Regions from separate parts of the Homo sapiens genome. Here all the other regions are linked to region 1. A link is a contact called in ENCODE Hi-C data. All regions are on one chromosome and are shown on one strand. The core of a region is the stretch at or near the end of the contact, and the rest is flanking DNA. Distances in the headings are between cores, read along the strand shown. Region 1 holds the start of SLC35B4 (solute carrier family 35 member B4). Region 2 holds the start of CREB3L2 (cAMP responsive element binding protein 3 like 2). Region 3 holds the start of COPG2 (coat protein complex I subunit gamma 2).

Region 1 (3,006 bases), core at 330-2,829:
AGTATCTCTCATCTGAAAATCTGAACTCTGAAATGCTCTAAAAAATATGAAACTTTTTGAGCACTGATATGATGCCACAAGTGAAAATTCCACACCTGACACCTTTGCTTTCTGATAGTTCAACGTATACAAACTTTAATTCATGTACAAATTATTAAAAATATTGTATACAATTACCTTCAAGCTAAGGTTATGTGTATAAGGTGTATAAGAAACACAAATGAGTTTGTGTTTAGATTTGGGTACCATCCGTAAAATATCTCATTATGTATATGCAAATACTCCCAAATCCAAAAAAAAAACAAAAAACAAAAAACACCAAATAACACCCGTTCCCAAGCATTTCAAATGAAGGATACTCAACTTGTAATGTATAGATTCAGAAACACGAGCTAGAGAACACTATAGGTATTGTTTTACTGCCAGGAAAAGGAGCCCAAGAGAGGCTAAGTGACTTGAAGGGCTACACAGCCAGTGGACGACGGAGCCAAGAGTGAAATTCACAACCCAGCTTTTTAGTCCTGGAGGCTTTTCCACACCACCTGTTGTCTCTTCTGTTATAGCTTCTATCCACTGAACTTTGCACATTCAAAGTGACCTCAAAGAGCCCTCTCAGGTCACTTGGACCAATCTTCTACTTGCTTTTTTTTTTGTCTTTTTGCAAGCCACCTCAAAGAGCACTCTCGGGTCACGTGGACTGATCTTCTACATAAAAATCTGTTCTACCGCATCATTTATGTATGTTTGGGCAAAGTACTCATAACCATTTCCAAGGCCAATAAAGCAAATGCTTTGCAGGATGCCGTAATAAAAATAAAACTTTCTTTGCAGTATGTACAAAGTCAGACTGCTTTACAAGTCAAAAACCTTTGCTCAAGTCCAGCCTGTGCCATTTAACAGGATCGAAAAAAGAGCTAGAGTTGGATGGGAAGGAAGAGAGAGTGGTTTGGTGAAGGAACCTTGGTTCTGACACTAGCTCTCTGCCGACCTTGGACTGGTCATGTGAAAAACTCTTCAGACTTCAATACCCCCCGAGTGTGGAAAAGGGGTGACGACAGCAACACCCTGAGTCTTCCCCTCGCAGGAATGCTTTGAAACTGTTAGGCGGGACTGCCGCCGGTGCGCAGTTTTGGGAAGCAGCGGACTCAGCGGGGTCCCAGGCTGCCCAGACAGGACGGATTGCTGGGGGGCTCAGGCCGTCCTGCCCCGGGCTCCGTGGGCGGCGGGGTGGGGACAGGGCGTGGGCGCGTCCCGGGGGGACCTCTCCTCTGGCTTCCTCCGCCCCGCCCCGGGAGACCGGGTGCGGCCCGAGCGGGTCACTCACCGGGCCAGGAGCTCTAGGAAGATCACGTTACTGCAGCAGCCTGCGAACACCAGGCCCACCGCCAAGGCCGGGCGCATGGCCGGTGCAGGGTTGGGGAAGCAAGCGCACAGAGTAAGCGCCCGCCTGTACCGCTACCCCAGGAAGCCGGCCTCCTGCCTCTTCGCTGCGCAGCACATCGCACCGTCCTGGAAAGCCGCTCTCACTGGGGGCCGCCGCGGTCTCCCCTTCTCCCGCGGCCAACACCGACGCTGCCAAGAAGCTGTAGTTCGCAGTCAGCTTCGGTCCCATTCATCCGAGGGGGCGTCCGAGCCCCGGCCAGACTACATGTCCCAGGATGCCGTGCACCTTTACCTCAGGATGCGACGTTCCCGCTTCCGCCAGGCAGCTCCGCCAGAGAGGACAGGGGGACGAGGTGCCCGGCATGACTCGCGCGATAGGCGGCCGCGGGTCTTGCTGGGAAATGAAGTCCCAAAGCGTCAGTGTTTCTTGCGAGACCGCCCAGAGCGCTGAAAGTAACTCGGCCGCCAGGGTCACAACAAACTTGCTGGCAGCGGCGGCACTAGAACTACAGAGCTGTGACTGCTCGTTGGAGGTGTTCTAGCATCTGAAACAACTCTGCTTCCTGAACTGATATATATATATGTATCTTTGGTGACTCTATTATGCTGCCAGGATTAAGAACCACTGAGAATTCAAGTAAAGCAATGGCTCTCAACCACGTCTGTACATTGGAATCACTTGGAGAGCTTTAAAGATGACTGATAGCCAAGTCCCACCCCCAGCGATTCTGATTTAATTAGGCTGAGGTGCAGCCTTAAAGGTGATCTATTGATATTATCCCTAATCCTAGCTCTTTAAGGTACTCCCTTCCTTTACCTCCGTGGTTCTCAAACTTAGCTGCGCAGTCAAATCACCTGGGGGCTTTGAAAACTGCCAACGTCCAGGCTCTTCTACTGGCAAAAATGCCAATATCAGCAATCAGATCTTTAATGGTGAAAAGAAGGCATACTTCCCTCTTCTTACAGTGGAATTCTCATAGCACTTACAATCTGAGCCATTCGACTTGACTCTTACTTACTCAATGAACAAATGTTTGTTAAGCACATATTACGTACATAAGCTAGTGCGGCACTATTCTTTATTTGTAAAATAGGTATGCACACTTTATCCACCCAGCAAGACTAGTTTTTAAGGGAAACGTGTTTACACTTCCTTTCTGCTTCCCAGTGTCTACTATAAAAGGTTAGCATCACTGCTCAGTATTTTACCACATCAAATATTTCCGTTGTAATTGAATCCAACAGCAATAGCAAAGTACACGGTACAAAGCTAGGTAGGATTTTGGAATGCTATATTGTTTTTGCTATTTCCTGTGAGACACGAACATTCTGAAGTCTTTCTCGAGATCTACAAAATAGTTTGGAATGCTTTTTTCCCAGTCCGTGACTGGGAGATCACATTGGAATCATCTGAAGTACTCGTTATCGAGTGCAGATTATTGGGTCTCGCTTTAGACCTACCAAGTCAAAATCCTTGTGTATGGGTTCTAGAAACTTGTATTTTTAACAAGCACTCCACGTTCTAATTCTAATGCATTCTAGAATTTGAGAACTGCTGCCTTAAAAAGGTGAGTAGGAAGAAGAACTAACATAAATAGAAAGCCTACTACCTGTGAAATTCAG
Region 2 (3,006 bases), core at 237-2,736, 3.7 Mb after region 1:
AATATCTTGGTACTGACCCCATTAAAAAAGCGTGAAGGGGAAGCAGCCAAGCCTCCAGTGGTTTTCTCATTAGTGTCCCCCCTCACCCCAGCCCCACCCCCATTACAAACGTCTGCATGGATAAGAATCAAACAAAGAGATCTTGCATAAAGTCCTATGATCAGTGCTGGCTATTGAAAACAAAATTTCATTTTGCAAACTTAATACCAAAAACTTGACATTAAAAACTTTAAAAGAAATGTGCGTGCTCTGGGACAGCTTAATCCCCCAAGAGATCTCTGAGGCATTAGTATAAGACTGAACAAGCAACTGGTGAGCTGTCCCACCTTCCCCAGAGCCTTTCTTAAATATGCAACTGTCTCAGATTTTCCATACTCCTCTGCTGGTTTTTCCTCCGAAGAGGGAGGAAGGAGACTTCTTGGTCGTACAGTTTAAGAAAGCAAATAAAGCCGCCTTTCTCCCTAACGTAGAGGAGCCCTTTCAACACACACACACACACACACACACACACACACACACACACACACGTGTACTTTTTAAAATATAAATATGAAAGAAGAGGAAGGGAGGGAGAGAGGGAGAGAGAATACGAGACAGATGAAAAGGAAATGCTACTTAATCTTGTCCAGTTTTTGAAAACCTCAAAAAAAAATCAATAGCAAACTAGGCGGAGGCATGTTATTCTCAAAACACACACTCCCTCTCCCGCATTACAGTACTGTTAACAACAGCAAATGATATTACAGATGGAAAAAGCCTCAGGGAAAAAAGCATGAATTGTTAAAGGAATACAAAGTGGCATTACTCTCATGAGAAATGTAAAGGGGCCAGCTGCCCGCCTTCATCTGCTCAGACATTAAAGTACACCTCGCCCAGGACCTCTTGATTCTGACCATGCCCTGCCCCAAACCCTGCCTTCCCGGGTCCCAGGACTCCAGCTGCTCCTCGCGTGACAACACTTGCCCGCTTTGAAAGCCCTCCTGCCCCGCCCGCCGGGTCCTCACCGTGTGGTACATGAGGGCCTCGCCGTCCCCGGGCTCTGACAGCTCGCTCAGCTTGCGGTCCCACTGCAGCACGCCCTGCTCCCCGCTCTCCAGCACCTCCATGGCGGTGCGGGCCGCGCTGGGCCGAGGATGCTAAGCGCAGGAGGGGACGCGCAGAGCTGCCTCGGACCGGCAAGGTTCCTCTCTCTCCGCGTGTGCTTGCGTGTGTGCGCGCGCGTGTCTGTAGTTTTGCACTTGGAAAGCAAACGTCTGCTCCTCTGCCGGAGAGAGGATGGCCAAGCGCTCCCGTCCGGTGTCCTCGGAGATCCGAGAATCCCCAGGGACACGAGCCGGACCAAAGGCTGCCGGGGCTAAAGCGGGATGTGCATCCAAAATGAAGGCAGAAGACCCGCTCTCATCCCAGGAAAATCCCTTAGCCGCAAGCCCACTTGCCGCTACGGCTCCAGACACAAACTTTGAGGGACCCCAGGGCTCCTCGGCTCTGCTCCAGGACCCAGCTGCGGCCCCACCTCCCTCCAAGGCTTGACCAATTGGATATCCGCCTTGCCTAGCAGACCCAATCAGAAGTCTCATTCTCGGCTTTGTCCCGCCCCCAAAGGCAGAGGCCGCGGGAAGTCTCCGCCCACGCCTTGGAATGTAGCCGGGGAGTGTCTGTGACGTCACCGAGGAACTCCTCCTGCTTGAGCGCGGCCCGCTGTCTGCTGTCGCCTACAGCTGACCAATAGAGGGCTTGGGTCCGGAAGTGATGGACTGGAGGCTTGACTAATGTGAAAGGGGCGTCTGAAAGGTACAGCCAATGAAATAGCGACAAGAATACATTTTGTAAAAGAGGGAGGGTGAGTTCAGTCCTCTTGCTGAGAATCCTCAGAAATTTACCAGCGCGCCGACAGGGGGCGCGAGAGTTGTTGCGCGGGGGGCTTAAACATTTTCGAGTACTTTAGTTCATTTGAATCTCTCGGAATTTTTTTAATGGATTACATATTATACAAAAATACAAATATTCCTCATGCACATACATTTATATTAGTGCAGCTCTAGGAAATTGTCATTGTTCTTCACCTTTTTCGCCCATTTTCTGTTGGGTTCTTCTATTTTTTATGGACTTCACTTATTGTATGTTTTTCTTTCATCTGCTTGATAAGAGTCAATGGCATGCTTTTCCAGGTCCTACAGAAGTGAGCCCAGTCCTTGAATTCATAGAGCTTTTATCTCAGAGGAGTCAGGCAATAAACAAAGAAATAAACATTTAAATTCAGAAAGTGGAAATTGCTATAAAGAAAAATAAAAGCAGGAAAACAGGATGCGTCAAGATCGATGCTATTTTACGTGCTGATCAGGGAAGTTCTTCCTAAAGGAAATGAGATTTCGGGGGAAGCTGGTATTCACGTGATTGCTGGGGAGGCCAGTGTGGCTGCAGCAGAGGTGCTTGGCAGGGAGGGGTGGGAAAGGCCAGAAAGGTGAGCCAGGGCCAGAGCACCAGGCCTGCCTCCTAGAATAGGGAAGAGATGGCCTGTTCTAAAGGAATTCCCCCGAACACTGTGATTCTTCTTCCTCCTTTTTAATTCCAAAAATATAGTTTACCTATCTTAAATATAAAAGCAGGTCTTTGCCAGTTAGCTCTAGAAGTTTCTTACAATGGCACATTCAGGTATTAGCTATTGTGTTGTTTCCTTGGCAAGTATTTTTTGGCGGGTGGAGACAAATGTCTTTGAACTCTATGTTGTCTTTAAAGCAGCAGTTTATCATATAAACTATTGCATTTGTCTGGTCCTATCTTCTGGGGTCTTTTGAGATTTTTTTTTTTTTTTTTTTTTTTTTGAGACAGTCTCACTCAGTTACCCAGGCTAGAGTGCAGTGGCACGATCTCAGTTCACTGCAGCCTCCACCTCCTGGGCTCAAACAGTTCTCCTGCCTCAGCCTCCTGTGTAGCTTGGACCACAGATGTGCACCACCACACCCGGCTAATTTTTAAATTTTTTGTAGAGGCAAGATCTCACTTTGT
Region 3 (3,006 bases), core at 300-2,799, 3.6 Mb before region 1:
ATGAGATTAATACAGATAACTGATTTCAATAACCTTGCACTAAACACCTGTTCTTACATTTAAAATTCCCAACCTGTGACAGTCTTCATGTCTTTGCATTTCTATAAGCTCCAAATTCTCCTGTGACAAGTAACCCCTCTTTCTTTTCCCTCAAATCTATATTCCCTAAACTCTGTTACGTTTCTTGTTTTGCATGTCGTGATCACAGCAGCCCAGGGATTCTCTGCCCACCACTCTAAAACAGAATAGAAAAGAAAGGGCACAAGATACTTCCCAGTCATACCTCCTGTAAAACAGCACTCTTCTCCAGATGCTGGAAAGGATTGGAGCCACTACCTATTTATAAAACAAAACAAAAAAATGTCCTGAACAGCTGTTCTACACAAACTTATATACTTTCCAGAGAAGGGTACTGAATGCTTGGGAAGTGAACACTTGGATGGCACAGTGATAATCATGGCTAATACGCATACGAACTGAATGAAATCATTTTGATCCCGGCTCTGTCACTGCCATACTCGAAGAGCTGAGACTTCTCTTTCGCAGCAACCCTCTCCAAAATGAGTGTCTTCTTTCCCTGCCCTCTTTTTCCATGAATGTTAAAAATGTGTCATTTCCACAACAACGAAGATTAATGAGATTGTAGTAGGGTGCTTTTGATTTCCTTAGGTAAGCAGTATTTTATGTGTTTCTAACACTTAAGGAGAGGCAGAAACGAAGTTTCCCAGAGAATCATGCAGGCGTAAAGGTGCAAGAGGCCATGGAGGTTGACTAACCCAACCCCCTCTCACACTGTGGGAGATGCTACCAAACACTGAGAATTTTTTTCTTTTTGAGGATGCTTGGCATCTTCCCCATTTGCTCTGGACCAAAGACGGGCATCAAGACGCAGGTCACTTCTGGACACCTGAGCATTCAACGAGCTGTGTCCCACGGGACAGTCTTGCCCCCGGGGACCTGGACAGAGCCGGTGACCCCAGGAAAACGATAAGGTACCAGGCACCTGAACGTTCCTCCACACACACCCTGTGCCGTCGACCCCAGCCCCGGGAACAGGGTGCTCCCACTAGGGGTCCGACCCTACCAGCACCCCTGGACGCGGAGACGCGCGCACGCCCTCGGCCCCCGCCGGAGGCCCGCGCGCAGGGGAGGAGGCGGCTCGGAGGGGCTGCGCCGCAAGAGGGGCGGGAACGGGGCGCGCGCGGGCGCCGGGGCGGGAGCGCGCGGCCCGAAGGGAGGCTCCGGCGCCCGGGGGAGGGGCTACGGGCAGGCCCCGGGCAGCCGCGAGGGGAGGGGAGGGGCCGGCTCCAGCTCCGGCCCCCTGGCACGGCGGCGCCCACGCCCCCAGCCCCGCCGGCCTGAAAGCAGGTGGCGGCGGGCGGGGGAAGGGGCGTCCCGCGGCTGAGGGTGGGCCTCGGAAGCCCCGCGCGTACCAGACTCCTCGTCCTTCTTGTCGAATTTTTTAATCATCTTGGACGACTTCCCAGCGCCCAGACCCACCGCAACCGTCCCAGGCGCCGCAGCCGGCGAGCGGAAGAGGCTGCAGGAAGGCCGGCCCCGCGCTCTCACGCCGGTTGGGCCGCCGCGCCTTCACTCGGGGCCAAGGCCCGCCCTCCCCGGCCGCCCTCGGCCCCCGGGACGCAGCCACGCCCCCTTCTCCTCTTGCGGCCCGCCGGAGACTTCGGCTCGACCCTCCCGGCTTGCGACCCGGGAGCCCACGCCCGCAGCAGCAGGAATGTGGTTTTATTTGGGTGGCGACTTCTGCGGACCCCTCAGTCTCAAGAGAGCGAGGCGGGAGGACTGAGGGGTCTGTGTTCACCCGATGACCGTGGCCTTTTTGATAATCCACTGCGGGGCCCTCCCGTTGCGGAAGGCGCTCTCCCCGGGCGCGGTTCTGGTGGGCATGTCTTCCAAGAGCGATGCGAGTGTCAGTGGTTCCCGAATCACTTTGGAAATTGGCCTTTCACTCGCTGACTTCTTGGAAGCTACGACAAAGCACAGGCACCCTGGTGAATGTGGCTTTTCAGAAGTACTCGAAGGATACTTAATGTGAGATGTAAAGGAGACGCACTTGGAGGGACCAGAGGCTGGTCTTTAGAGGGTAGATTTTGGACCGTGTAATACCATTCCCAACCTATTTTATAATTTTTGGATTCCTTCATTTCATCAAAACCCAGTGGAAAATTCATTGCCAGTTTAGAGTCTTCCTTGTTCAAGCCTATTTCTTTCAATGATTCCATCTGAAACCATATTGACACTTAAGAAACTCACTAAATTAACGTGCATTCATTCCTAACTCATGTTCCTCTTTTTCTCAGAGTGTATGCTGGCTTTCTGTTCTCTTGTCTAAGAGTGTAGCTAAGAAACTTTGTCTGCCTTTGGCTTCACTGGCATAACTTGTTTAGAAATGTAAATTGGGTCTATACTCAACAGGATCGTGCCCCTGCAAAATTAGAGAAATTCTAACCTAGATTACATTCTACATCCTAGAGAAATTCTTTCCCTGAAATACAGATTTAAGATGAACTGTTGATATCCTACATATGGTATCATTTAAGATTTAACTCCGACTTGACTAAATGTACTATTAACTACTATGTTTGCTTTATATGGCTTGTAAAGGTCAAGTCATACTTTGTAGGTGGAGTTTTCTTTGAAGGAAATAGAAGTCTGCACTCATTTATTCTGGGGGTGAAAATAAACAGGCTTTGGGGAAGGAAACATCCTCTTCCTCTTCCTTGGCCCAAGGGTATTGGGAACCTAGGCAGAGACAGTGTAGATAATAGGCCCAGAGGTTCTCAAGGTGGGTAATGCCCCGGAGACCTGCTGAGAAGTAGAAGGACCTGAGTTCAGATTTGGGGCTGACCCTAAGACTAGCCCCTTGTAAAGCAAGATCAATCATTCTCTGCTGTTCTTCAGCTTTTCTGTATATCTATGAAGTTTTGTTTAATACCACAGGTTGTTTTTAGCTGTGCAGTATTTACGGAGTTAAGAGCATCAGTAGGT

The links. Hi-C counts contacts between places; a loop is a spot of excess contacts on that map. Pooled maps may share reads with other maps.
Region 2: a loop to region 1 is called in a map of B cell, with 13 times the contacts of the local background. The contact joins the promoter of CREB3L2 here to the promoter of SLC35B4 in region 1. A Hi-C loop is called at or near these places in 3 of 168 maps with a recorded cell type or tissue (B cell and naive thymus-derived CD4-positive, alpha-beta T cell) and 8 of 50 pooled maps.
Region 3: a loop to region 1 is called in a map of B cell, with 17 times the contacts of the local background. The contact joins the promoter of COPG2 here to the promoter of SLC35B4 in region 1. A Hi-C loop is called at or near these places in 2 of 168 maps with a recorded cell type or tissue (B cell and naive thymus-derived CD4-positive, alpha-beta T cell) and 8 of 50 pooled maps.

What each region holds. Positions count from the first base shown.
Region 1 is chr7:134,315,351-134,318,356 of GRCh38, forward strand. SLC35B4 (solute carrier family 35 member B4) reads right to left here and starts at 1,580. Exons shown (of 10, transcript NM_032826.5): 1 at 1,325-1,580. The coding sequence starts at 1,401. RefSeq lists a silencer at 1,121-1,290 and an enhancer at 1,371-2,100.
Region 2 is chr7:138,000,600-138,003,605 of GRCh38, forward strand. CREB3L2 (cAMP responsive element binding protein 3 like 2) reads right to left here and starts at 1,487. Exons shown (of 12, transcript NM_194071.4): 1 at 1,005-1,487. The coding sequence starts at 1,106. LOC124901752 (a long non-coding RNA gene) reads left to right here and starts at 1,708. Exons shown (of 3, transcript XR_007060551.1): 1 at 1,708-1,791. RefSeq lists enhancers at 512-1,110, 1,027-1,166, 1,111-1,708, 1,257-1,346, 1,437-1,506 and 1 more.
Region 3 is chr7:130,667,199-130,670,204 of GRCh38, forward strand. COPG2 (coat protein complex I subunit gamma 2) reads right to left here and starts at 1,550. Exons shown (of 24, transcript NM_012133.6): 1 at 1,434-1,550; 2 at 284-336. The coding sequence starts at 1,470. It overlaps TSGA13 (testis specific 13), which reads right to left. Exons shown (of 8, transcript NM_052933.4): 8 at 1,445-1,985. The coding sequence ends at 1,816. RefSeq lists an enhancer at 753-862 and silencers at 1,133-1,722, 1,813-1,922.